7 separate regions of the Mus musculus genome follow, and all the other regions are linked to region 7. The links are chromatin loops, found by intact Hi-C in ENCODE. Cell type or tissue: left cerebral cortex. All regions are shown on one strand. Region 1 holds the start of Abca14 (ATP-binding cassette, sub-family A (ABC1), member 14). Region 2 overlaps Tmem159 (transmembrane protein 159). Region 3 has its middle 21 kb from the start of Zp2. Region 4 overlaps Rexo5 (RNA exonuclease 5). Region 5 has its middle 2.7 kb from the start of Dnah3. Region 6 has its middle 16 kb from the start of Acsm4. Region 7 holds the start of Abca15 (ATP-binding cassette, sub-family A (ABC1), member 15).

Evidence for each region. Peaks named below come from ENCODE experiments on the same cell type or tissue, not always from the same donor. Only the 100,000 strongest peaks of a DNase experiment are listed, where the experiment ranks them.
Region 1: it touches region 7 in a loop (2.8-fold over the local background); 7 of 42 quality-filtered maps call a loop at or near these places.
Region 2: it touches region 7 in a loop (3-fold over the local background); 12 of 42 quality-filtered maps call a loop at or near these places.
Region 3: it touches region 7 in a loop (10-fold over the local background); 22 of 42 quality-filtered maps call a loop at or near these places.
Region 4: it touches region 7 in a loop (5-fold over the local background); 13 of 42 quality-filtered maps call a loop at or near these places.
Region 5: it touches region 7 in a loop (4-fold over the local background); 11 of 42 quality-filtered maps call a loop at or near these places.
Region 6: a loop joins it to region 7, with 8 times the contacts of the local background. A loop is called at or near these places in 9 of 42 quality-filtered maps.

The regions. Positions count from the first base shown.
Region 1 is chr7:120,202,138-120,206,137 of GRCm38, forward strand. Abca14 (ATP-binding cassette, sub-family A (ABC1), member 14) reads left to right here and starts at 1,827. Exons shown (of 31, transcript NM_026458.4): 1 at 1,827-1,922. In left cerebral cortex, a CTCF peak has its summit at 1,852 (motif pointing left); a DNase peak (open chromatin) is centred at 1,845.
Region 2 is chr7:120,103,014-120,107,013 of GRCm38, forward strand. It overlaps Tmem159 (transmembrane protein 159), which reads left to right. Exons shown (of 5, transcript NM_145586.1): 2 at 1,617-1,816. The coding sequence starts at 1,721. Among named protein-coding and RNA genes, the nearest start is that of Tmem159, 2.6 kb to the left of the region's middle. In left cerebral cortex, a CTCF peak has its summit at 2,161 (motif pointing left); DNase peaks (open chromatin) are centred at 305, 2,181 and 3,540; H3K4me3 peaks cover 669 bases; H3K27ac peaks cover 227 bases.
Region 3 is chr7:120,122,743-120,126,742 of GRCm38, forward strand. No RefSeq gene overlaps it. Among named protein-coding and RNA genes, the nearest start is that of Zp2, 21 kb to the right of the region's middle. In left cerebral cortex, a CTCF peak has its summit at 2,194 (motif pointing right); a DNase peak (open chromatin) is centred at 2,205.
Region 4 is chr7:119,846,986-119,850,985 of GRCm38, forward strand. Rexo5 (RNA exonuclease 5) reads left to right here. Exons shown (of 20, transcript NM_001370778.1): 20 at 1,747-1,958. The coding sequence ends at 1,828. Among named protein-coding and RNA genes, the nearest start is that of Dcun1d3, 47 kb to the right of the region's middle. In left cerebral cortex, a CTCF peak has its summit at 2,313 (motif pointing right); DNase peaks (open chromatin) are centred at 2,314 and 3,933.
Region 5 is chr7:120,096,012-120,100,011 of GRCm38, forward strand. No RefSeq gene overlaps it. Among named protein-coding and RNA genes, the nearest start is that of Dnah3, 2.7 kb to the left of the region's middle. In left cerebral cortex, CTCF peaks have their summits at 2,003 and 2,577 (motif pointing right); DNase peaks (open chromatin) are centred at 2,013 and 2,574.
Region 6 is chr7:119,671,945-119,675,944 of GRCm38, forward strand. No RefSeq gene overlaps it. Among named protein-coding and RNA genes, the nearest start is that of Acsm4, 16 kb to the right of the region's middle. In left cerebral cortex, CTCF peaks have their summits at 1,688 (motif pointing right) and 1,890; a DNase peak (open chromatin) is centred at 1,686.
Region 7 is chr7:120,325,249-120,329,248 of GRCm38, forward strand. It overlaps Abca14 (ATP-binding cassette, sub-family A (ABC1), member 14), which reads left to right. Exons shown (of 31, transcript NM_026458.4): 31 at 1-104. It overlaps Abca15 (ATP-binding cassette, sub-family A (ABC1), member 15), which reads left to right and starts at 3,436. Exons shown (of 31, transcript NM_177213.3): 1 at 3,436-3,576. In left cerebral cortex, a CTCF peak has its summit at 2,494 (motif pointing left); DNase peaks (open chromatin) are centred at 2,113, 2,494 and 3,027.

The sequences.
Region 1 (4,000 bases), 120 kb before region 7:
TGGGAGTGATGATTCTTGAGTCAGCTGTTCCCATTCCTGTAATTAGCCAACTGACATTCCTGGGCACGCTGTGTGTGTGTGTGTTTGTGTGTGTGTGTGTGTGTGTGTGTGTGTGTGTGTGTGTGTGTGTGTAGAGGACTTTCTGGTTCCACCTTGCTCTTCCACACCAGATCCCCTGGGGGTAGTATTGTGAGAAAGGCAGATGAGAAGGGGCTTGGAGGGTTTTGTTATAGTTTTAATTTTGTCTATTTCTGGAGTTTCTTCTATTCCCAATCTCCTTCCCACACCACCCCTAGTCCTTAACTGTTGCGTTAAACGTAAAGTTGACCCAGGTTAAACAAAACAACCTTCACCTTGAAGTCTCAGACAAGGGTAATGGCTTCCATCATGTAAAGAGCCAAAATGCAGTCTGTGTATTTGTTTTCCCCAAGGAGTTCATATTGTATTTAAAAGCAGGACTCTAGGCAGTGATGCCTAATGTTCTACTATTGATGGAGTAGTGACGCCTAACCTTGACCAGTAATTGGAGAAAGTGCTTCCGGGAACTCAAAGAAAATAGACTATTCTGCCCCAGAGTGGTAAGGTGTCAGGAAGGAGCAAAGAAAACTAGGGCTGCAAATACTCATAGCAGGAACAGCCTATCTCGTTTGACTACATCAACAGTCACCGAGGTATGCAGATGCTCTTGTTAGCTCCAGGGTTTGTCCAAGGTCATCCTGGGAGTCCGCAGCAGTTAGGTTTCATTTGGGGCATGTGTGTGTGTGTGTGTGTGTGTGTGTGTGTGTGTGTGTGTGTGTATGTGTGTGTCATGTGTGCACATTTCCAAGGAAGCCAGAAGAGGGCATCAGATCTCCTGGAACTGGAGGTTACAGGTGTAAGCCACCCTACATGGATACTATGAAGTGAACTAGGGTCCTCTAGAAGAGCTCCAACAGCAGAGTCATCTCGGCTGCCCGTTTTGTTTTGTTTTGTTTTGTTTTGTTTTGTTTTGTTGAGACAGGGTCTCACCTAGGCCACCCCCGGCTTCAAAATTCCTATGTAGTCAAGGCTTGGCCTTGACTTCCCAAATGCTAGGACAACAGGTGTACACCACCAGAGCCAGCTTTAATTTTTATTACTATTAAAACAATACAACTATTATTAAGTGTAGTAATGACTTTCGAGAAAGACTACTATTAATAAACTCAGTAGTAATGTAGGGGAAGCTGCTGCGTCTCTTCCCCGCCTTCCCTGAAGCAGTATCTCTGCCTGGGGAAATTTTCTGCTGCCCCCTACAGATCTAGAAAGAAGTGGGTCATGTCACTTGCTGCTCCCTAGACTGATACCAACACACTAAAGGTGAGAGTGCAGCAAAACAGTCCAGTCCCCAGGCTGCAGCAATATCGAGTCAGCAAGGCTTACTGGACACACAGAGTAGGTAAGCCAATGCTCAAGAGAAATATTAAAACAGCAAAAATTAAAAGATAAAAAATAAAAAGATAAAAATTAACCAAAGGAGAACAACAGTGAACAATATCAAAAATTAAATAGAAGTTAGAATAGCGGAGCTTCTCTTTTGCTGTGGATGGACGGACTCTAAGACAGCTTCTAAGCACATACGTACACAAAAAGATTGGAAATGTACGAAAGTTTTTATCTGGACCTCTGAGTTCTGCTATCGCTTCAACCGTCTTGCTGGCTTTACTACGAGAATCTCTGTTTCTAAAGGAGTGAGCCAAACTCAGTAGAGTGGAAAAGGCTCCAGAGTGCACAGGGGCTACACTCAGGCGGCTCCTTCCAGCGCGCGCCTGGTTCCCATCGCGCACCCGGATCGGATCTGCGCCGCCAGGCGGTTGGCTAGAGCGTTGAGAGGAGCGGTGCCCGGGCGACGAGCGTCCCCTCGTGGCTGTGATGGTGGCCGTGGCTGTTGTGTAGTCCGAGAGGTGTGTGTCAGGGATGGACCTGCTCTGCAGCTGCCCTTAGACGCCCCAGGAGTCCGATGTGGGTCCTCCACATCCACCCACAGGGACTTAGGAACGAATTTCATTGTGTATGTGTGTTGCCAGCCTAAAAGAGAGGACTGGCTGTCTAAAGCAGTGGTTCTCAACCTTCCTAATGCTGCGACCCTTTAATACAGTTCCTCATGTTGTGACGACCCCCAACCATAAAATTGTTGCTACTTCACAACTATAGTTTTGCTACTGTTATGAATCATAATGTAAACATACGTGTTTCCCAGTGGTCTTAGGTGACCTCTGGGAAAGGGTCTTTGAGAACTGCTAGTCTAAAGAGTTAACATCTGGACATCTGGGCTGTGCATGCTGTGGATACAAGGCACATCAGTCTCAAAGACGGTTGAGGTGGGACACTTCTAAGGGCGGAAGTATACCGCCCTGGGTTTTGAAATTGAGCTTGGGGCTGACAGGGATTTGTTGCAGGAGTTGACTTCCGTAGCAAGAGGCAGTGTGCGGAGCATATGTAAGTGACCCATGCATTGTGGAGGCTGAGGCAGGAGCTTGAGGGCAAACAGGCTACAAGACCCTGCCTCAGAAAGCAAACAGAAGAAAAGGGCCCTTAGGCTTTCCTGGGGGTAGTTTTATGATAGACATTGTGTGCCTGTGTTACCCTCTTAACTTCCCAACTTATGGCTTGGCTAGTTTGATTATGACCCCTTCTCTTCTCTTCCCTCCCCTCCCTGCCCCTTTATTATTTTTAAGACCTGGCTGACCTTGGGCTCATTATATAGTCCAAGTTACCCTCAAATGCATGGCAGTCCTCTGTCCCCAGCCTCCGTAGTTCTGGGATTAACAGCATGTGCCATCCCATCTAGCACGACTCTATTTTGATATGGACACTGTTTACAGTTGAGGGGCTAGAAGGAGGAATTCGGGGACCCAGGATCAACTCTGGTCTTAACCTGACTTGAGGCAAATCACTTGACTTCTGTGTCTCCTCTTCAATGAGAAAGTAATTCTTTATTAATCTCACAGGCTTAAAACATTACAGTTCCACACAACATAAGATTAACCATATTTTTGAGTGTCCCTTACCACACTCAATGTCTGTACTAGTTCCAGAACATTTCATCACTCCCCAAATAAACCCTGCACTTATTAAGCAGTCGCTCTCCACTGCCTACTCCCTACAGCCCCTGGCAACTGCTGCTCTTTTTGTGTGCCTGGATTAGTGAAGTCTGGACAATTCATATGAGTGGAATCATATACGCTTTGCTTAGCATACTGCTTTCAAGGTCCCTGCCTGTTGTAGCAGGTACCCTACCTACATCATTCCTTATATGGGCAAACGAGACTCCGTGGTGGGGAATTGCCTTGTCCCATATTGTTAATCAGTTGAATGGACCTTGGGGTTACGATGACTTTGCGAACATTTTTTATATGTTTTATTTTACATTTGTTTATTTAATGTGTGTGCACGTGTGTGGAGGTCAGAGGCAGCATGTGGGAGTCACTCCTCTCCCACCACCACGTGAGTCCAGCAATCAGACTCAGCTCATCCACCTTAAGGAAGCATCCTTACCTGCTAAACCATCTCACTGGCCCTATACTTTGGGGTGGGGGAGGGGAGACAGGGATGGACATATTTCTATTTTCTAGAAGTGAAACTGAAGGATTATACAGACATTGGACATTTGGCTTTGTGAGAAGTAAGCTGCCAGTCTACTTCCCAATACGCTCTGCCCCATGTGCCACCAGTGGGCAAAGGTTCCAGTTTTCTCCTCTCTCGGCACATGCTATTTTCTATTTTGTCCTTGATATAGAATGTTAGTGTATAGCACGGGAAGTTGAAGCCCAGTGAACATTTAGTTCTCATTTGTTCTGGGTGCTAAAGTGGGGAACTTTTAATGAGGCCTTTGGCTATCTGTTTCTTTGTGGAAATGTCTGTTTAGGACTCGTTTTTATTTGTTTACTAGGACTGTATTTAGCCCCTTATTTATTTGGTGTGTCTTTTGTTGCATTGTAAGGGCTGCTCTCTATGTTCAGGATCTGATTTGGCAACGCTT
Region 2 (4,000 bases), 220 kb before region 7:
CCTAGTTTCTATGCCCCGTAGTCGTGATCAGACCCCCATCTGCATCACACCGGTTTCCTCCATGGATCCCTAGCCTTAGAACAGAAAGTCTCAACCCTCATCGGAAATGGGGACCAGGATAGATTCCCAGGCGCCCCGAAGGCCTGCCCCCATCTGGGGATTCGACCGGACCCGCAGCTGGAACGTTCGCGGTGGCGGTTTGCTTGCAAGACGCGAGAGTCCGGAGGCAAAGCTTTATTTGGAATCTTAGAAGGGGCGGAGCACGATCTTAGAGAACCTGGTTAGGCCCCCTAAAACGGAGAGTAGGCGGGGCACCTCTAGGCTGGTTGGGGTGGTGCCTTCCCACCTTCCCTGTGATGCTGCTCTGAAGAGGACCCTAGAAGGAGTAGATGGTCAGAAAATTGGTGGCTAGGTAGATGAGTGTGCCTGACTGCGGTCCTCCTCCGCATTCTTCCTACCCTAGCTTTCAGCAGACTCCCCAGACCGGTTCCGTGGCATTTGCATGTTTCCCAGGCCAAAGACGAGTTGTAATGGTGTATTTTGACTTGTAGCCCGCTGTAGAAATGTGATTAGGTAAACTGAAGCCTGGGGCCATCTAAATTCAGCACTAACTCGGAGCTGCTGCTTTAACAACATAAATAATGGTGCTGACGTTGGTTCTCCCCTGACCAAGGGGAGAGAATCTTTAGCTGGTGTGATGGAGGTGTGCATACTAGGCTCTGTAGTGTAGACACTGGTAAGGTGTGTTTGCACATAATGGGCAAGTGGTATATTCAGTCATTTGGGGCACTGTGATAGAATCTACTGAGCGCAGGTTTATAAGAACACTAGGTTAGCTGCAAGGAGATCCTATGCTTTCCAACCCAGAAAGGTGTTCTAGGAGACATGAAATAAGAATAATATATTAATATAGAATAATATTTTTATTTGAAAACTCAGCCGGGGTTAAAAGCATATCTAATTTGATTCATTGCCATAATGAAAAATGCATAAACGACGTGAGAAAGGGACTGTCTTATACATTCCAGGCTGTTGTTGAATCACAGAAAATAATTGTGCCAAGGCCTCGGGGACAGGTCTTGTTAGTGAAGACCTCACCACACATAAATAAAGTGTGGCATTGTACAAGGTTCTTGGGAGCCAAAGAAAGAAGAAAAAGCACCCCAAGCCCCTGTTGTCAGAGCAAAGGAAGCCTGGAGTGGTAGGGTAGCGAGAAGGGGGAGGGGTGAGATTGAATAGTACAGTACAATCAGTTTTCTTGTTTGGCATAAGTTCTCGGAGAATAGCCTTTCTGGATCTTTTTCTACACCGTGTGTGTGTGTGTATAAAACAGTGAAGTGTTCATAATAAATAATAAATGGATTTAGCTTTTTCCTCCTATCTTGCTGGTCTTTTTATGTAACAAACAGGAATATGATATACATCCTATGAGTATTTTTCACATATCTATCTTATTTAGGTTCATAAAAAATAAATTGCTGGGTCAAAGTATGTGCAGCTTAAATTGATAAATATTGTCAAATTATATTCATCTGCATGCCTGCTGTTAATGTATTGGGGATGGTCCGAGCTCCTTGGAGATTGCTAATAATTATTTTTTTTTTTGTTTCCTTCAGCGATAGCAAGAGACGGGGGGACATGAGAGATTGGGCTACGTACTACAGTAATGCATTTCCTGGTAGAGAGTTTACTCTAGAGTGAGACTGACAGACATTTCAAGATGGCCAAAGAAGAGCCCCCGAGTGTCTCCAGAGACTTACAGGAGCTGCAAAGGAAGCTGGGTTTGCTGTTAGAGTCTTTCCTGAATAACTCAAAGGTCAGTGCCCAATGCCACATATAATGGGAAACCCTGAAAACACTGGTCTGAACAAGATTGGACACTGTTTCTTTCTCAAATAGAAATCTACAATAAGTCAGGAATCTTCCTCCTAGTACCCTACTATGTCTGAGTGTGACCTTCATATCCATGTTCATTGTGGCTGCTAGAGCATCAGCCGTCATAGTGACATTCAGGGCAGTAGGACAGCAGGTGAATGGGAAGGAAGATTGTTTTCAAGACACCTCCAAATTAAGGAAGATTCCTGGAAGTCACCGAGAATCACAGACCACTAGTTACATCCCATATGGTGCAGAATTTGGTTGGATAGTGGCCCCTTGTGGTCACTGCCATTCTTTGGCTGGATCTAAAGAAGCTATTCTTAGTCTATACAGCAGACACTATTCTTTTCTTTGAAATGCTTGACTCATTTGTTCCCCTAAGCAAAGAAGCCAGCCAGTGCCTCATTTACGGTCTGAGTTTTGTGTTCCACTAGAACTCCATCATCCAGCAGCAATGATTCTTGAGCCATGGGTGCACTCACATTTTCTGGTACCCAACCCGAACTGCAAAGAAGCAATGGGTTAATTTTAAGAATATATTTTAGTTAATATACCAAAAATTGTATCATTTCAGCATGCCATCATTATAAAAATTAATGGAAAAGAGAATATTTCACACTCCTTTTTGTACTAACTCTGAAATCTAGACTGTTATTTACCTTCACAGGATTATTGTGATGCAAACTAGCCATGGTTTTTTTGTTTTGTTTTGTTTTTTGTTTTTTGGTATCCTGTCACAGATCAGTGCGGTGGGATTTGAGATGCTCAGTTTCTTTGTGTATGGATCTTTATTGTTTTCTGTATGCCTTTCAGCATGTAAACAGAATGCTAGGGCTGGGAAGATGGTCCAACTGGTGAAGCTCTTGTCTGTTAATCGTGAGATTACAAGTTTGAATTCCCAGCATCCACACACAGATGGCCATATGAGAACATCTCCCTAATCCCAGGGTCCCTATGGCAAAGTGGGAGGTTGAGACAGCAGGATCCTGGGAAGCTCGTGACTAGGTATCCTGTCTTATTCAGTGCTAGAACAACAACCCATGGAGACCCTGTTTCAGAGGGTCAGGTGAAAGGCAAGGGCTAGCCCCTGAGGTTGTCCTCTGACCTCCACATGTGCACCATTGCATATATGTGCACTCACATACATGAAAGCACACGTGTGCACTTATACAGTATATGCATATTCACAAAAAGATTGTTAAAAAGTAAACAGTAGGGGGCTGGAGAGATGGCTCAGTGGTTAAGAGCACTGACTGCTCTTCCAGAGGTCCTGAGTTCAAATCCCAGCAGCCACATGGTGGCTCACAACCATCCGTAACGAGATCTGGAGCCCTCTTCTGGAGTGTCTGAAGACAGCTACAGTGTATTTACATATAATAAATAAATAAATCTTTAAAAAAAAAAAAGGTAAACAGTACCAGCTAGCTAATACTATTACCATTTTGTTGTATATCTTCTAGACGTCTATGCCATGTGCACATAAAAGTATGTCTGCATCTAAAGTGATGGGAACTGTTTTGTGATTTTCTTTCCCTATTGGACACCATAGTTTTACCAGCTTCTATAAAACACACACTTTACCATCTAAAGCCATATGCTTCACAGAGGCCTTCTTTGGACTTGCTTCAGAATGCAATTGGCATACTGCCAGTTTACCAGGCTATTTTTAAGATGGACAAGCAGCTTTCTAGTTAGTTGGCTGAGACTTCTTGGATGTGTTAGTTCAGTAAGAAAGGTCCTCGTGGCCTTTGCACATTTATAGTTCATTCTCATGACTTGTGGGAAATCACCATTGACACTGGCTTAGCAAGTACTTAGCAAATCACGATTCTGCAGGAAACAAGGAACTCAGGTCCTGCAAGTTTCTAGTCCCAGTGTTTTTGTAATCAGATCAGTGCATGTCCTTATTTTATGCATATTTCTGGAAAGATGCATTAATGTATATATTTTCTGTTGATTGTTGACATTGAACTTAGGTCTAGCACGAGGCTAATTTGTGTCTTGAGCAAACATGCATGCATTTTCTTCATAAGGATCAGTAACAAAAAGACACTGCTGCTGCTGCTGCTGCTGCTGCTGGTGGTGGATATTTTAAATTGCTAAGCAGAAATTAAGAATGTGA
Region 3 (4,000 bases), 200 kb before region 7:
TGACAGCTCACAAAGTGACAGTCTCTTGTTTTCAAAACACCAAGGAGAAGAGACTTAGCAATTACATGAATTACATTTCTTGCCATGTGTATACACAATCACATATATCTTGTCATGGTTCCTATTCTCTAGAAGTAAGTCTTGGGAATGCCCCACACTAAGGAGAAGGCAAGGGAACCAGAGATGGGTCACGGCTTCCCCTAGCATCTGTAAGAGACTGTGATGAGTGCACAGAATAGAGGTGAAGGGCTGATAAAGATGAGGCCACTGCAACTACAGAGATTAGGTAGGTATAGCTCTGTGACTAAAAGAATGACAGGCTGTAGGTGTGGCTCTGGCTATGGTGGGAGGTGTTCCTGGGGCACAGTGGCCCTAAGTCTTGAAGGCAGGAAAGAACTTAGTGTGGCTGGGCATGGAAAGAATGAGAGTGGAAAAGGAACAGAGATCCACACCACAGCACTGAGAGGGAGGCACTGCAGGCTCCTATATGGAAAAATGCTGTGGTCAGACATCCAGGTGTTCATTACTTTTTTTTTTTTTCTGTTTACCTGTCTCCCCTCTGCCCCTTTTCTCCTCCCTGTTTTCCTTCTCTCCTTCTCCCTCTGCCTCCCTCACTCACTCACTTGCTTCCTCATTCTTCCCTCCCTCCCCCCAGTTCCTCCCTCTCTCCCTTCTTCCTGATAGGGAACTTCTATAATGACTTCTATATAGTCAAATATGACTTCAAATTCTAGCTCCTTCTGCTCCAGCCTCTGTATAGTATAGATTATATTTGGATTATATTGTAATCTACGCCCAGATCAGATTTAGGATTGTTGTGACTCACAGCCAAAGGTCTGGGGACAGGAAGGCCACTTAAGAATCTGCAAAGGCTGGGGACACGGGATGGCTGTGGGTTTGGCTTACACTTGGCGGAAGGGGATGAAGATCTTTCTTGTGTGGACATCTAGAGGTGTTGGTTGGTTGGTTGGTGTAGGTGGAAAAGAAAAGGGGAACACAAAGTTGACATCTAGATATTTAGCTCTAACCAGTGGGTGGTGGTAGCTAGTGATACTATTTCCTGAGATGGGGACTATGTGGAAAAGCCTACATCCCAGATTGCCCCTATTAGTCCAGCTATGTCATCTGACACCAAGAAGATGTTCCAAGTAGATTGCTGGCTTAGAGCAGGGTCTCAGCTGGGACACAAGATTTGGGCATATTTACAGTGCTTTGCGCAACCCGTCCGGGGAGGCTTCTCAGCTACTAGGCAAGAGCTTTTCAAAACACATTTCTGATTATGTAAACACTCTTGCTCCAGACTCAGCCAAGTTCAAATGCTTTTCCACAGCACTTAGAAGCACTAGACCCTCCTGTTCATGAGCAGACCAATTGTTTTCCTCGGCCTGCTTATTGTTCTTAAGCATCAGCATTTAGTTCACAGAAAGGAAGCCAAGGTTTGGCGATTAAGTGACTCTCTGAATTCATCCAGGAAGCACGGCATCTAAATCAAGACTAGGTTAACTTAGCCTCATGCCATAGAAGCTGCTGGCCTTTTATACACAATCTGAAGAATAGCTCACTGGAAAGGCGACCAGGGCCCACGCAAGAGAACTTTAGCTTTACACAGTAAATAATTTTACCTTTCTGTCCAGAAAAGTTTGTTTTGTTTAGCTTTGAGCACTTGCTGTGTGCTGAGTGCTGTCTCCAGTCTGCATGCTTCCAGTCAGTGCAAACTCCTGTCCACTTTAAAGGGGAGGAAGTGTAAAGGTTGAGATCTTTGGCTGCCTAAGAGCAGTTTGGGATGTGGGACTCAAACACAGGTTGCCTGCTTGAAAAACTCACCCCCGGAACCAGTATGAGTTCCTCTACCTGCCTTTGAGGTCTTTTGGGGTAGGTATGTGTTCCCAGGCATGTGAAGTTCCCAGGCAGCAGAGTGTCCATGACCTTTGTTGTTACGTAGAATGGCTCCAGGGGTCACTGGTTTCATATTGTAAATGTTTAGTTTCCCATGGAGTAGTGCCCATAATAGCAGTGTGTCAAAAACCATCTCTTTGTGGCTTCCATTGAAACCATGGGTGCTGTAGCTTCCACCTGGAGATGGAGAGAGAGAGAGAGAGAGAGAGAGAGAGAGAGAGAGAGAGAGAAAGTGCCATCCTCCCCCACTCACCCGAAGTTTGTTTTTAAGCCAGTAGAGGGAGCCAACATCACAGCCAACTGAAGCCAGCCACCAGATTACAGACCAGCTGTGAAAGCAGAGCGACTGAGTGACTGGCCCTGCTTTGACTGTGGCAGGCACAGTGTGAGCTTTGGCACTGTCTACTCCCCGAGAAGCCAGGTGGAAAGCATCTTCTCCACCATCCCTGATGTCATCAGCAAGCCTGAGACCCAGGGAGGACAACAGTTGACCCAGGGCCATGCTGCAAGTCTCCAGTCTATAGCACTGACTTTGTGTCATGTTTCCTGGCTCCTGAGTTCAGGAGCTAAGACACTGCAGTACTATCTGGTCTGAACCAAGCTTCTTTTCATAGTTGGTCCTTGGTTTCTGTGGGTTCTGTGTCCTTGGATTCAACCAAGCATGGATGAAGAGTATCTGAAAGAAAAGTGTGTCTGTGCTGGACATTCACAGGCTTTTTATTGTTATTTCCTAGTTGATACAACAAGCCTTTACATAGCACTCACAGTTATTAGGTCTTAAAATCACTATTCTAAGTAATGAGGTATGTGTAGGTTTTATACTAATATGGCTTCTTCTATAAGAGTGTGGTGTGACTTTATCTGGAGAAACATGAGAAAATGTCTACTCTCAGATATGACATAACTGTTACTTCTAGGGGTTTGGATTGGGTTCGTTTTCTCTGCCAATTAAAGAATTAAAAGGCAAAAAAAAAAAAAAAAAAAAAAAAAAAAAAAAAAAAAAAAAACTTGAGAACAACGGGAAGCAGCAAAGGAAATCTGAGACTCAGCTGGTGAAGAAAGAATTTTATTAAAGGTAAGGAAATTTGAGCTCGAGAGCGCACACACACACACACACACACACACACACACACACACAGCAGACCAGTCTGATAAGTTCAAGGTCTGGTTAAACAAAGTTGTGGGTCTGTCAGCATCCCTTTGTTTAAACTGACCAACTCTAAATTAAGGAAAGGAGAATACCCCATCCCCATTCCAGCTAACCAAAGACCCTTAAAGCCCCCAGCCCCTCAGGCTTCAGGAGAGGGGCACGGGCGTGCGCGTGCGTGCGTGTATGCCTGTGAGTGTGTGTGTGTGTGTGTGTGTGTGTGTGTGTGTGTGTGTTGGGGGATTACTGGCCAGAAAGGAAGCCCTCTAGGTCTTTGTCTCAAGCTGCTAGGTCCTTTTCACAGGTCAGGATGGTAAGGAAGAAGCCAGAAGTTTGCTATCTTTATTATTTATCTGTGGCCCCCCTATTGTCTGTCTAACTTGTAGTCTAATGGCAGACCAAGAATCATGATTAAAATAGCCATGCTTGGTGAATCTGTGCATTTACTGGGGCCACTTAAAGGAGCAAGGATGAGGGATTGTGTGCAGGAGCCTGGGCAGCTCAAAGGCAACTTCATCATTTAAAAGCGCATCTCAGTGTGGGTGGCGAGAGTCACATCAGCTGCATCCCTGGAGCTCACTGCCCAAACAGTCATCTCTGTGAAAGAGTCTGTCTCCCCTCCAGTGTTCCAGCTTGTACAGCCTTGGAAAGGGGCCTTGTGTGATCAGTAACTTTATGAGGTTCCTTTAGCTTCTTTCTCTAAGATGGGACAAGTGAGCTACACTTCCCATCAAATCTCTTCCCCGCAGAAGTATTGGTGACAATCAAAGGACAGACACAGGCAGATCTGGTCCTCTAAGGCTTTGAAAGGGCTGCACCCAAAGTGAAAGCTACTCTTATTTTTTGACTATACAATTTGCTTATTAATCAGAAGAAACATACTAATTAAATGTTTTTATATGTATTTTTCTGTGTGTTTTATATGTATTGTTTTTAAAGATTTGTTACATGGGCTTT
Region 4 (4,000 bases), 480 kb before region 7:
GATCCACGCTGCTGGTAAGGCTTTCCCGAGAGTTAAAATTACATTATTGAGTTTTCCAGTTTCATTATTGCTACCTTTTACTGAATTTAGCTTTCAGATCTTGAACTGTCTTGTCATTTCATTCAGTCACATTCAGTATTATCTTGGATTTATTCTGATCGTCTTTAAGTTCACTGAGTTGTTTACTGGTTTCTGATGGTGCTTATGATTTTCTTTTAAATTTAACACTAGGTAGTTTTTATTAGAGAATATTTATACAGGACTCCTGGGTTTATAGGGGGATATAATCTCTTAGCCTTTAATATTTATGTTTTTGCAATGTGACTTGGTCATGGAGAACAATTTTGTGGGTTATATGTCTGATTCTAGCCCACCTCTGTTGATTGGAAGTTTTGGTTTTGTTGCCCATGCTTGGTTGGCTTCAGATTGAGTATCAAGAGTTGGTAGTCAATCCTTCAGATACTAAATGTTGATTTTGGATTGGATGAACAGGGTTAATTCCAATTCAGTGGTAAGCAGGAACAGTAAATGCGTTGCATAGCTGTTATACAAGCCGAGCCAATTGGGTGAGCCAAGGTCTTAGCTAAGCAGGAACATAGGGTCACTAACAGTGAGCCTCAGGCTTAGGAACAGGGCAGGTAGGTAAGTGTTTAGGATACTCACCAAAGTTAGCCAGGACACAGTATGTTTACACCCATAAGGTTTGGTGTGGTGCAGGTGGGCAGGGATCCAGGAAACTCACTGGCTGACACATGGAGATCTGTCAAACCCTTAATAAGCAAGTATTGTGCTACATAGATAGACTCTGGGTCAGAATTAAATTATTCATGTTCTTACTAAGCACAAACATTGCAGTAATGCCTCTGTTAAGTAATTTACCAAGGTCACTCAGTAAGTGTAACTAGTCAGGCTTTCAACCATAATGATCTGACTCCAGAAACCTGCATAAAAGACTTAGTACTTACTAACTTGCTAGTTAACCATTTGTGTTTTACTCATTTTCTGCCTGTCTTGTATCAAAAAGCTCCATTAGTTCTCTTAACCCAGTCCTATGAATATTCATAAAAATGTGACCGTGAACTAACAGGTATCAAAGCACTATTCCAATAACATGCATCATTAAAGAAGCAATAGAAAGATTTTCAAGTAGTACTAACAAAGCTTTAAGTAAACTGAAAAGACTAACACTAGTTTCTAGGGACTCTAAGGACAGATTCTCATTACTGAAACCTGGTTCTTATTTGCAACTGTATGATTTAAACAAGTTATATCTGAGTCTTTCCTTGGAAGATGGAATGAATACTTGTCTTTTTAAAACTTAAAAGCAGCCCAGTGATACAAGTGTTTAAAACTGTCCATACTTGATTTTACAAAAGAACCCAGTAAATGCTGGTTACTACTATGCTTCTTTAAACCTTGGTGCCACTGATCTGTTAAGTGGCAGAGCTAGGATATGAATCAGGCTTCTTCACTGAGCCCTCTCCAGCAGGCAACTTTACAAAAGCTGCCTCTTGGTGTATGGCACATGCCTACTTAAAAACTTACTTCCTCAGCCAGGGGATAGTGGCACACACTTTTAATCACATCACGCAAGAGGCAGAAGCAGGTGGATATCTATGAGTTTGAGGCCAGCCTGGTCTACAGAGTGACTGTGTAGCCAAAGCTACACACAGAGAAAACATTGACTTGAAAAAACAAAAGGCAAAAAAACAAAACCCAGCATGTCTTTGTTTTTATTTATTGCAGTGCTTTTGGGTCGCACCCTGGCCTAGGACTGATGAAAATAAAAGAGGAAGAAGAAAGTGATACCCCAGGCGTGAGAGTGTGAGTCTCTGCACTTTCCAAGTGCCATTTCACATGCAATGATGGCAAGCCTCTCCCTCTTTCAGATAGCTTTGGGATACCCTCTAAAGTATATTGTCATGTTCAAAATTCCAATAAATGCCTAAAACTCAAAACATTTCCTCCTCTTAGATGTGGTGGTGGTGGTAATGCTGGGGGAGGGTGGGGGTGGATGAGTATTTTGTGTCTGAGTTTATTACACAGGTACTGATTGATTCCTGTAGCACTACCATTAAATGACATATACTGAGGCCAAGAAAAGAAAATCCAGCCAGTTTGTCAAGTTTCTGTAAGTAACTGGCTAAACTGTTGACTCCTTGGCATCTGTTAGAAAAGGGGGCCAGGGGGTGGAGATAGGCTGAACAAACATCTGGCAAAAGCAAAGAGAGTGGAAGAGACTTAGCTTTCAATCCCATGTTTGGGAATTCCTCCTCCTTGGGATATAGCTGCAGCATCACTCTTCACCAGCAGGTGTCCCCATCGGACAGGGCACTACTTGGAAACTGGAAACTTCAAACTCACAGTGCTAAGTTTTAAGGTGACTCTCACAGGTAATGCTGTGTTGGAAAGATGGGACATGGCTCCACAATTCCTAATCTTGTAGATATTAACTGATCCTGAGAAAGTAAATTCAGACACACACACCAAGAACCTTGCTTTGTATACACAGATCCTATAATTCCACTTGAAAAAGTGAGAGTAGTTAAGATACTTGTATTAAAAAAAGGGGAGCGGGGCGTAGGGTAGAAGATACCATAGGGTTATTAGAAAGGAATGAGTGTGCACACATCCCCCTTCAAATCCTAGCTGTTTTAATTATTTGCTCAATATAAGTTGAATACTATTAATTCACAAGCAGATGCTAGTATCTCATAGAATTATTATTATTTGGCTTTTTGAGACAGGGTCTCACTTTATGTAGCTAACCAGGCTGTCCACTATGCTGGTCTCAAACTCAAAGAGATCCACCTGTCTCTGCCTTCTGAGATCAAAAGCACCTCATCGGGCTCTCAGAATTTACCATGGAGATAACTTCACTTAGTTGTTCATAGTTGTGCATGTGAAGGGGTACTATATAGTTTTGATTCCTGATGTGTAGGGTAAATATACAAAGCTATGCATACAATTAGAACCCAGCCTGGAATGCTATATGCCAGGATGTTAACAGTATTTCTGAATAGTATGACAGGTAAATCATATTTTACAAAAGGCTTTGATATCTGAGGTTAAGAACTAAAAACAAAACAAGAAAACCCAAGCAAGCTTGGTGATGCATGTACTCTGGAGGCAGGGACAGGTGGATCTGAGTCTGAAAGCCAGGCCACAAGGCTACATAGTGATGCCCTGGTTTTTACTTTAAAAAAAAAAGTTCAGCATTATTATAGTTAGGAGAGAAAAGAAATAGTTCTGAAACTTTAAAGTTGGGCACTTAGATAGTGTTTAACCCTTAAATGTATGTAGCCTCTCTATAAGTTGGACCCTAAGTAGAACAAAGGTTTGATGTGAAATTGACACACATTTTCCTGGAGTCCTCCACTGGAGGAAACTTGGGCTAACTTGAGTTTCTTTTCCAGCTTGGGTTCAATTAGTATCTACCCCTTGAGGCTCCGGTCCAAATAGACAGTGCCTCTCCTGGACATAGACAGGCCTGGGTTAGAACTTTGGTTCTGTTGCTGTGTGTTTGGGTCATTCTGAGTTCATTTCCATAGCTGTATAAGATGAGGAAATACCTACTTTTAATAAGTATGAGACTTCAAAGTTCCATTTGTGGAACATGTCAAGAACAGCAGTAAAAATGCTATTTTCCTATGAGACCCTGCTTAAAATGGGAGCTCAGAACCTACTTCATGGTTGTTAGAAAAAGTCCAACTTAAGAGCACATAAGTGGCAAACATTAGGGGATTTTGCAAACTGTTCCAAGAAGCCATCAAGGCACTCTGAACCTAAGGCACTCCATTTCCTTCAGAATGGATGAGGGTTTCCCCCAGGCCCCAACTGCAAAACTGAAGAAATGGACCTGGCCCGCAAAAGCCTCCGAAGATTCTGCACACTGTGTTCTTCCAGCTGATGCTCCCACCTTTTGGAAACCAAAGCTGCCAACTTGGCCTCTTGCAAAACACACATTCCATTCATACGTGCGTTTGCACATTGTTCCTCC
Region 5 (4,000 bases), 230 kb before region 7:
GTTTTCCAGAACAAACCTTACCTCCTTTTTAAATTTTTTTAATTTTTTGGAGGGGGTAATATTGTGAATGCCCATCCCGTAATAAGATAGTACATCTAAAACAGTTTGCACATTGTAAACTCATCCAAATTTGCATAGGACTTACACACACACACACACACACACACACACACACACACACACACACACACACACACACTTTGAGACAGGGTCTGACCGTAACTTTGAACTTCTGATCATTTGCTTCCACCTCCTCAGTGCTGGGTTTTCAAGTGTGACCCACCATGCTCAGATTATGCAATACTGGAGATCAGCCCAGTGCATGATTGGTAAACTTGGTTTTAAGAGAATTTCCCCACTTTTGCCACTGTAGTTTTGCATCTTGAGAATGTCCTCTGTCCTGGTCAGGTTGGGACAATTTTGTCATCCAATGCAACAGGCTCTTTATGAATGTTGTGGCTAGTACCAATATAATAGTCACAGGCACACAAGCACTTATACTTAACACACACCTACCCAAGATTCACCATTGCACCAGCATCCAAAGGGCTTATTAAATGGCTGCTTTCAAAATTCTTTCAAAACCAAGTTAGACTTGTTAAATTCCTTCAGGATGCTGTGGTGCATGCCTGTCTCCCCATCTCCTGTTCCCTTAATTCCATGCTCGAGGAAAGTAAAACAGAGATGCAAAGTTTTCTGACCTTGACTCTTCTTTATCAGAGTGGATACAACATGAAACTTTTCTTTACTGTTCTTTCCACAGAGCAACTTCCCAAGGCATAAATGTTTTCAGCTCCATTAAAAACACCAAGCAACTCAGAATTTTTCCACTTTATGCTCAAGGTTCTGCTCTCTATACTTTAAAGTAACCTGACCTTCCTCATTCCTTATGATAATATTTCTTACCATAAAGTACACAAAGGGTCTGGGATGTGGCTCGCATGTAGTAGAACACTTGCCTAGCACATACAAGGTCTGGCTTTGCTGCTCAGCACATAAATAAATTGTACAGGATCAGCCCTTTGTGTCAGTGAGCTGCACAGACTTGCATCCATGTGTGTGAAGGGTAGAGAGAAGCATGGGGCTAATGAGCCCATGGGCTCCTGGGTAAGGAGTCAGGCTCTTGTCTGAAATATTGTAATGTGCTTTCAACACTAGCTGTGTTCAAAGATATTAAAACCAGACCTTCTGTTCACTGATGGATGTGATCTGCGGGTGTTCGTGCCCACCACATGAGAGGAGAGGTCAGCTGGATTTAGGTCATGTTCCCGCTCTGGCTATTAACAGTTAAAGTGAATGCATTGCTGAAGACATCCCACCCCCCACCCCCAATTTCTTATTCTTCATAGCCAAGTGCTCAGGATAGATCTCAGAGGGGTGAAAAAATTGCTTAACTAGAACAAGTATGTTAGGTCCATTGGGGCTAGTATGACCGCTACAGGCTGATGACTTATTAAAAAAGAAAACCAACAACAAGAAACATTTCTTATAATTCAAAAGGCTGGAAGTCTGAAGTCTGGGTGTCAGCATGGTGAAATTCCGGCAGGGAGTCTAGACAGCTAGCTTTTTGTTGTGTTCTTTCCTAGTACCCTAGTAGAAAGAGGTAAAGTTCTCGCTCCTCTCCTTCCTTTTCTTCTCCTCTCCGCTCTTCCCCTTATAAGGCATTGATCTTATTCATAAGGGCTTGCTTCATCTCCTTGACTTATTGACCTCGAAAAGGTCCCCACCCCACCACCTAGTACCATCACATCAGGGGATGAAGGGATAAAAATATTCAGTCCACTGCTGTAAGAAGCTGTGGAAAGGCCTAGGAGACGCTTCCCATGGGTTTATTTTATAAATCCTTCGAATGTTCCTCAAGAGTCAAGTTCTTGATGCTACAGAGGTGCTAGTAGATTCCCCACCCCCAAGAGGAGAAATGGAAGCAGAGGCAGCGACTCTCCAGGAGAAGCACAACAAAGATGCACGGGGAGGAGGATTAGAGGATCAAAGAGCTGTCCCTAGGTGGCACCCTTGAGCTGAAATCCCAGAGACGCCTCAATATTCCACAGCTTGGTCTAAGGAAAACAAACCCATCCCCAGCTCCCTGGGTGAGGACTGTGTGGTACTGCAGCTACCGAAAGTGTAAAGCCAGACGAGAGTGCCTGAAACTAAAAACTTCAGGGACACGCCCTTGACTACTCATGGTCCACTGTGTGCTTCATTTCCCCTTTCTGATGTCAGTGGAATTGGAGTGAAATTCCTTAAACTTCTTACCACCCCCATCAGTCATCTCCAAGCTCATTTTTTTTTTTTTTGTTACCAGCTTAATTATTTCTTGGAACATAAGGTGGCTGAAGTAACATCAATTTCTCCTAGTGATAGGGATTAGATACACAACCCAAGGGTATGCCAGGAAAACAACCTACCACCATCTCCCAACCTCCTGGAATGTATCTGTAAAGCATTTATTAATTTATTTATCTATTCGTTTATTTATTTACTTACTTACTTACTTACTTACTTAATGCGTATGTGTGTTTTGTTGGTACGTGTTTTTTCACCACATGCATAGAGTGCCCACTGCGGCCAGGAGAGGGCGCCAGATTCCTTGGAACCGGAGTCACAGTTAGGGTTATGGCCTGCTTTGTGAATACTGAGTATGGAAGCTCGGTCCTCTGGGAGAGCAAGCAGGGCTCTTAACCGCTGAGCTACCTTCCTACCCTTCCTTCTCCTCCCATGAAATGTTTTTGAGTCCCTATTATGTGCTTGATAGGTACGCAGTTCTTTAAAGGTATCTTTTCTGTTGTCTTCAGTAAAACCCCCATGGTTTCTCTTTTTTACCCAGAGTTACTCTTCAGGATGCAATGGGTACAGGGCCTTTGGGTGAAAAGAACCTGAGAACTTGTGATGGTTTGTATATTCTTGGACCAGGGAGTAGCACCATTTGGAGCTATGGCCTTGTTGGAATAGTGTGTCACTGTGGATGTGGGCTTAAGACCCTCACCCTAGTTGCCTGGAAGTCAGTCTTCCACTAGCAGCCTTTGGATGAAGACATAGAACTCTCAGCTCTGCCTGAGCCATACCTGCCTGGATGCTGCCATGCTCCCACCTTGATGATAATGTACTGAACCTCTGAACCTGTAAGCCAGCCCCAATTAAATGTTTTTTTATAAGACTTGCCTTGGTCATGGTGTCTGTTCACAGCAGTAAAACCCTGACTAATACAGAAGTTGGTACCAGGGACTGGGGTATTGCTGTGCCTGACCATGCTTTTATTTGAAAGAATGTGGATTTTGGGACTTTGGATTTGGAAAGCAGTGAAATCCTTCAAATGGGGCTTAATGGGTCATCCTAGTAGGAATATGGAAGACTTTGTTGATGGGAGTGATTTGACCTGTGTTGACCTGGCCCAAGAGATTTCAAAGGAGAAGAATTTCAGAATGTGGCATAAAGACTGTTTTTGTGAAATTTTTGGTGAAGAATGTGGCTACTTTTTGCCCTTGTCTGAGAAGTCAGCCTGAGGCTGAGGTGAAGAGACTCAGATTAATTGCATTGACAAACGAAGTTTTTAAAAAAGCCCAGCTTTGTTCTCTGGCTAATTAATAGGAAGAGAAGTTTGAACAATCACAGCAAGCTTAGAAAGGAAAAATATAAAATATATGGTTCGAATATTAAAGGGGTGCCAGGAAGTGAAATAGAACAAAATCTTGTGTTCTAGGAGATAACAGATTAAGGGAGTGGGACTTTGGGGCAAGATCCTACCCAGCTAAATTTAGATCCATCATGGTGGTACACACCTTTAATCCCAGGAGACAGGAATGCTGATCTCTGCATTCAAGGTCAATCTACAGAGCAAGAACCAGGATAGCCAAGCTTAGGCAGTGAAGGATTTAGAAAACATAAAGCTAGTGATAATGTAATAGTACAAGGGGATCATGTTCTAGTTCCTGTAAGCAGAAGACCTCAGCAGCTTCAGCCATGTGGCTCTGGCTCTAGAGTTAAGAATGGAAGGAACTAC
Region 6 (4,000 bases), 650 kb before region 7:
TTTGGGCATCAAGCAAATGTCAGTGTGCTTCAGAGGAATGAGGTCACAAAGCACGCTTCTAAGAAAGCAGTTGCGCTGGGGTTCATGATAAATTGCCAAGTAGAGATTATCATACAGTTGGGGATTCAGAAAGAATCCTTGTGTTAAACAGGAAGGTGAGGAGAAACACAGAGGGAAACCTTGTTTTCATTGAATGACATGAATCATGTAATGCTACATCCCTCTGCTCTAACACTACAGGGCTTAGGTGTTCTGGATCGAAGAGGGGGATGCTGTGACCTCCAAGGACCCTGGGTGGTTGGCCCAGACAGTTTTCCTCAAGAGGTCTTTGAAGCTCCCAACTTAGTCATGATCGTCCATGCACATTCTGCATTCTGCTCCCTGGTTTATCCACACATTTTAAAACAAAAGAAAAGGCAAAACAATGTCCTAGTAAAATAGGAAAACGTGGTGCCATGAGACAATGTCAAATTAAAAATGGCCACTGTCCCTTCAGCAAATCCTTTATGACTTGTTCGACAAATGCTGAAGGATGCTATGGTTCAAATACAGGTACTGCCTCTAAAGTCCATATGTTAAAGACTGGTCCCCTGCCTGGCACCTGATACCGTGAACCTCTGAAAGGTAGACCCTTCTAGGGTGTCCTTGGAGTGCTTAGACCTTAAAAGGACTGAGAGATCTGGCCCCTCTACTCTCTGCTGTCTCATTCTGACCTGATTCACTTCATGTTCTTTTCTACGGAACAGAGTGTGTGCATGTATGCGTGCAAGTGCATGTGCGTGTATGTGTGTGTGCACAAGCGTGTGCCCATGCACACACACATGTAGAGGACAGAGGACAATGCTGTCTTTCTTCTTCAATTACTCTCCACCTCATTTTATAAAACAGGGTCTCTTCACTGAACCTAAGGCTCATTGTTTTGATTAGATTGGCTGACCAGTGATTCCCAGGACCTACTTGGATCTGTGATAACAGACATGCTGAGGATATTGTGGATCAGAGTACAGGTACATATGCTTGCAGAGCTTGGCCATCACTGTTACTCACTAAGCCATCTTCCATCCCCCAGGACAACTTTGAGTTACCAATGCCATACCACGTGATTGGAAGAAAGGGTCATTTCATTCCTTCTCATCTCTCCGTCCTCCCTTTCCCTCCCCTCTACCATCCTCCCATATGTATCTTACAAGAACACAGGCTACAGGGAAGATTGTCTCTGTCTCCACTCATAACTAGAAATGAATGAGTGACCTGGTGAATGGCTTAGTGGGGTGATTTGACTTTACCAAAGCTGACCTTGCCACAAAGATGTTGCCGTGTTTTGTAACAGAATTCCTCCCTGAGGTTGGAGACCAGCTGGGTCTGCATGCTAATGGTACTGTGGGCCATGGGCCATTCCTTTCCCCTCATGCAACTATGGCTTTTGTAAATCCAATTGATTCAGTGTGGGTGAGGAAATCGGGGCCAGTTCATCAAAAAGAGAACTGGCATGCCAGGGAGGGATCAAGATCTTTAAAGTGAGCCATTCTTTTGATTTCATCTATATCTTGACATCGCAGTGAAGGCCACCTAACATATGCTCACACTAAAGTTCCCATGCTCATGGCGTATAATTGGTATAACTCATGTTTCTTTGGTGATGCTCAGGGTAGGAGCAAAATGCAGTTAGAGCTGCAGTTTCAAGATGTAGCCACAAGATGGCAGTAGGAAGCTTTAGGCGCTGGAGCCCACTCCAAGTTCCTGTGTTTTGCTGCATAATAGCAGCGACTTAGGGGCGGGGGAGGGGCTCTCTACAGCCATTTAAAGCATTATGGATGGATACTCTGAAAACTATAACTTTCCAACCCAAAGTGGAGACCCCAAGCCAGAGAAGGTGCATTGAATTAGCTTCTCATTTTAAAGGGCACCACATCGTATTCAAACTTAGAAAATTGTGTTTGTAACTAACTCCTTCCTTGGTTACTGACATTCTGACCATAGATCCTGCTATTTATTTTCTCAAATATCCTCAACAACAGAGGACAGAAAGTGCCCTTCCTGAGATGAAAACTGACAAGCAATTCACCAGAAAAAGGAAATTGTATCGTAGTTGGAGAGGGAGCTCGGGCCAGCACTACTGGACTGGGGGGTAAGAAGCTTAGCCAAGTTTGGGGGGGGGGGGGCGCAGCAGGATCTTGGTTGGTGGTGAGTGTGCGGGCAAAGAGCACACACCTGGGAACAGCTTTAGAGAACTTAATTCTGTTTAATGGCGGGGCGGGGAGGGGTATTTATGTCCCTGGGGAGGTGGCAATGGTTTCTGGAGCAAGGTTTGTGTGGCTGTGCTCCTTTGAGCAGGTCAGGGGTGTTGGAAGATGTTTCATCTACATACTCAGGGGGTGTAGGGTCTGGGGAATGGGAGACCCTTATTCGGTCAAACAAGGAGTGAAGCCTGGTCACCTTCAGGGTAATAAATTCTTACCAGGGTTGACGGTAGGGCAGCCTACTTTACGGTACCATGTTGGGAGAGGGGATGGTTGAAACTCTCCTTGACCCTTCCTCCACAGTCCTGGGCCATTATGGTCCCACATGGGAGAAGTAAAACACTCTCTAGTCCCAGATATACTCGTGTACATTCCTAGAAAACATAACGAGTGTGAGAGCTAATAAAGACGTTCATCGAAGTTACAGTAATAATAAAATGTATTAAAATTAATTCTATTCTGCATACTATGAATGAAGAACCAACAAAGTAAAGTTTTAAAACATTCACCACAATAGAACTGATTTTTAAAATATCATTAAAATACCTGCTCCAGACAACTTACTCGGCTTATTAGATTAGGTACTGATGGTTGGATTTTTTTTTTTTTTTTGAGACAGGGTTTCTCTGTATAGCTCTGGCTGTCCTGGAACTCACTCTGTAGACCAAGCTGGCCTCGAACTCAGAAATCTGCCTGCCCCTGCCTCCCAAGTGCTGGGATTAAAGGTGTTCGCTACCACTGCCCAGCTCGCTTGTTGGATTTCTTATCAAGAAAATAAAAATGAAAGTTTGACTTCACATTGGAAAACTCACCACTCATTAAAGACCATAGGTCTGGCCATGCTTCTATAGTAGGTCCAAAGCAATCAAAACGAATAGTGAGTTTTAAATGTGTGGTGTGCCATTGAGAGGTGACACAGCCCTCAGCCCTCCTGAAGCTCTGTACACCATTTCAGGGTCCTGCCTTGATGGTATGTAAATAACAAAACGCCTCAGCTGAAATGGCTCAGAACTTTTCAAGATGTATTTTATGTGTACGGGTGTGTTCCTGCATATCTGTGCACCACATGCGTGGCTGGTGCCTGTAGATGCCAGAACATGGTGTTGGATCCCCTGGAACTAGAGTTACAGACAATTATAGCTTCTATGTGGGCACTGGGAATTGAACCATGGTCCTCTGAAAGAGCAGCCAGTGATCTTAACCACTGAGACATCTCTCTATTCCATATTCAATATTTTAACCCATGTTTCATTTACTTAGATCTTCCCTCTATTCCTTAATAAAAAGAAAAGTCCACATCCAAAACTGTTAAAAGCACTGGGTCTCTGTTTTGTTTTGTTTTTAACTCCCCTGTCCTATTTCTTTCAAGCATTGGATGAGTAATTAAATGTCCTGGCTTAAAAGGCTTTTCCTAGGGGCCAGTTTTCTTACTGCTTTGTACTAAAAGGCCCTGCCTGGGTCTTTACTTGTGTCAACCTGTTCCATCCTTATGAAAGGCACACTGAAAACACACTTTCAAACAATTAAATGATCAATGAAATAAAGAATTGGTTCTTTGAGAAGATACCCAGGGGTAAGGAAGACGGCTCAGTGGGTAAAAAGGCGTTGACACTCAGCCTGAAACCTGAGTTCAGTCCCCAGAACCCACATAATGGAAAGAGAAATCCACTGCCCACAAGCTGTCCTCACCTCCACATTTACACGGTGGCCAATGTGTACAGACACGCACTACATTTTAAAATGTAAGTCTCTTTTAAAAT
Region 7 (4,000 bases):
TATATACATGCGTATATATAACTATGTGTGTATCACTGTCCCTGCGTATATATAACTGTGTAAATATATTTACATAATAAAATGTATCCCCTTCATTATAGACTTAGATGAGTATGTGTATCTAGTATGTTCAGATCTACATGCTAAAGTTATGAAATACCCTGTTCTCCCTCCTAGAAACATGAAAGAAACAGCATTTACCAGGGTGGAGACAAGGTCTTTTTTTTTTTTTTTTCTTTTCCAGAGTATCCTGAGAATAGAAACATTCAAAGGATGGTGATATAGTTGGGGCAACATGAAGAACACTATCATTACATTGTAGCAGCTGGTTGTGCACTGGAGGAGGAGGAGGCCCCAGGAGAATCATCTCTTTCCCAGAACACACATACGTTCATGTCACACACAGTCAATGTCAAAGATTAAAAGGTCAGCTGAACAGTCATTTCCCCAAGTCAAATCAGGAGTCTTTGCACTAAGAACATGAAAGTCTAAGAACAGAAAGGAAACATTTTTTTTAATAGTGTGTTTTGAGCCACATGTACCTCCAATCCTGTCATTGAGGAGGTGGAAGCTGGGAGTCCAGGAGTTTAAGACCAGTCCCCACTACAGAGCAGCTATGAGACAAGCTACATGAATCTTTGTCTCAAAAATGAAACAATGGCAAAGGAGAATCCCGTGTCTTCTTTCCTACTCTGACCCAGCTCTAAGACAGAAAGAAGGTGGGGTGCATTCCTACAGTCTAGGCAGGGAGAGCTGTAGCCTCCCTCAGCCCTGAAGTAGGCTGATCCACACTTTGACCTTGCTGCCACTGAGAAGGAAATTACCTAAGGTGGAGCCTTCTGACCTAGATGGCTCTTTTGTTCTGCCACCAGCCACTGCTCTCTCCAAGACACTGCTACCCACTGAGAAGCCTCTGAGATTTTCCAGAGGAATGTCCTATTCTGCACATCGCCTACAGGCTGGCTCCAGACACCAAGAATGGACTGGCAGGGGATGAGCCTTCCCCCCTTTTATAAGCACACTCTTGTAAACTGGAGGGCCTTGAACAGAATCATGTCTTGGCTCCATTAACCTCTCGCCATCTAAGTCTCTTTCAGCCCCAGCCTGCCTCCTTGGTGTACCCAGTCCTTGTAAGCCTCAGGCCGGCATACAACAGAGAGCAAATGGCGAACACCATGAGACGTTAATCCTCTCTCTAGCACTCAGTCTGAGAAATAGACAAGTATAGTGGGCAGCACAGAATCACCCAGCAAACAGTCTGGGGCTGCTGTACTGTGGGGCGGCTTGTTCTCGGCGTTTGCATCCTCAGTTGATACTGTCAATAACAAAAGTGAAGCAGGCAAGCATAGGAGGCAGGTTAGTACCCTGGGACCCTGTTTGGTTATGCCTATGCTCCCTCTTGTAACAACACTATTGGCAGCCTGCTCCTTTGCCTGGATGAACTGTGCACACACGTGGTCTGTGCACACTGCACACTATGGAGCATCAGAACCCACTCACACCCCTACCTGCGTTGATTGGGTTCTCTGTGAACCATACTATCAATTTCTCTGCCTCCAGCAATAATCAAACTTAGTGGTTACTTTCCAAGAATATTCTGACATATCCTTGTAACAAGAGTGTAAAGGCTGCTATGGCCTGAGCTAGTTTCAGGTGCATGTCCAGCAATGCAAATTCTGTTAAGTGAACTTTTATGGAGAATGCCCTAGTCAAAACTTAGGCCTATTCACAACCGGACATGCATATGGTTATCTTGCTATTTTTGCAGGTCTATGTGAGTCCTTGTTTTTAATTCTTTGGATAGGAGGCTGAGAACCTGTAAACCCCGGACCCTGCCTCCCCAACTAGCAACAAAATGATATCCAGAAGCCATCTATGTGTCATTGCTTTAGCAGATTAAAACATGTGTGGAGTCTTCTACGGTCCACTCTCCGTGACCGCATCATTGAGTCATCGCAGGTCTGGGGAAAGTAGGTTTTGCTACTTACTTTTTGTCATTGGAAGATTGGCAGGTGCCCAAAGGTTTGACCACAGCAACTGGTGCGCAGGTCACTGTTTCCCCCTAGAGACAAGATGCCAAATTACAATTTGCACAGGGAAAGTTTATTGAAGATATTTAAATGAACTCTCGGCACTATCGCTGATGAATGAAAACATCCAAGGAACAAGCACAGGGTAGCCGCGTCCGCTCCGCGACGCGGATTCTTCAAGGGCTGAATACCTGAGCGCCTGAACTGGAAACAGCTGTTGAGGCTGGGTTGTTGGCAGCCTCTCGCTGAGAGCCAGACAGCTGTGGCCCTGATGGTCCTGGACTGTAAGTGCGGGGGTGAGGGAGCAGGGGTGGGGATTTTGGGGGAGTATGCTGTCCAAGCTGCTGCTTGGCAAGTTACCAGGCCAGAGCCAATTAAAAAAAAAAAAAAAAAAAAAAAAAGTGAAGCAGAAGATAACCCGGGAGAGAAGCTTCTATGGTGTTCTTCCAGCGCCCTCTCCTGACAAAGTGTAATGTCACATTAGTTCCCGCTCCTTTTAGCGCCATGCAACAATAAATCCCTATCATGCACGTCAAGGATAGATAACTTGCGGTGCCTGTCAGAACTCAGAGCCTGTGACTCTAAAATGAAACCACACTGGAAGAGGGTATCAGGATGGGTAGAGGCAAGAAGAGTGGGCATTCATGGACCTGTACAGCACTGGGATATTTGATATAGAGGTGGAGTCGACCTCTATTGACAGGCTAGTGGATGAACCCAGATGAAGCAGGTGGGGAGTCTGAGAGCTGAGGGCAAAGGGCTTAGGCAGCTCCTGCACGCGGGTTCATGGTTAAGTCAGTACGGACTTGGAAGGAACTGAGAAGAGTGGCTAGATATCCCAGATTGGGGAGCAGCATAGAGTCAGAGAAGCGGAGAGATGGGAGGGAGAACGGAGAGAGGGGTGTGTGAAACACTATACTGCTGGGGCTGTGGGCAGAGGATCCCAAGTGTGGAAAGGAACAATGGTGCATGGTGGACTGAATGATAGGCGTTGCTGAGAAGGATTTGGAACAAGTCAGGCTCTGTGCTGGGCTCTGTGCCAGGTCTCTCTGACTCCAGGTTGAGCTTGCTAGCTCTAGTAACTCATCTCCTAACTACAGTGCATGACTGTTGATCTATCGCCAGGAGCCCTCCCAGACCCGCTTCCGTGCTCTTTCCCTCTGAACTGTTGCACTTGGGAGAACAGGAGAAATATATGGTTTCGGCATATGCTCCGTGATCCTTCTGTTTTGTTGGCTCCCCCTACTCCCAGCCCATCCCCTGTTCCTCCCCCAGCACGTGCCTCCATCTTTTTTCTTGCACCTGACTCTCCTCAACGGCTCACCGCACTTGGCGCGTGCCTCTGGTCCACCCACGACTGTACTTTTAATTCGTTGCACGAGATCCGATCCGGGGCCACGATCTTGGAAGAAAGAGCACTACCCTACAGGACGGTTAGCTAAGGCCTTGCTTGTGTGCAGGAAGAGCTTCCAGAACTGGGCCATATGATGCTCTTCGGTGGATAAGGCGCTAAGTGGTTTAAGGTTGCTTAACTAGAGCAGTAGTGGTGAGTCCTCCCTTGTGTGTCCCCTGCTCTCACACTGCTTTCAGATACCCTGGGAGTTCAATCTCCCTTTCTCTCTGTCTCTCTCGCTATTTGCCATTTTCTATATAGAAATGGGGATAATGCCAAAACCACAGCTCGGGGTGTAGGAGGTCAAAGGCAAAACGGCAGGATGCCCCATCACTGCCCTTTGAGTTGTGGACCAGCCAGATCTTCACAATGAGACTGTCTTAAAAGAGGGTGGGGATTAGCCCCACATTTTTTCCTTTACCCAGAACACAGAGTAAAGAGATGTCTGGGCTGTGTAGGATTTGGTTGCCTCCCGAGCTTCACTCTTCTGCTCACTTAGTTTTATTCTTGTTATTCTCGTTCCCTGACATACTGGCAAGTTGTTTCTCTGAAAGTCTGGGATGTAAATTTTAATCCT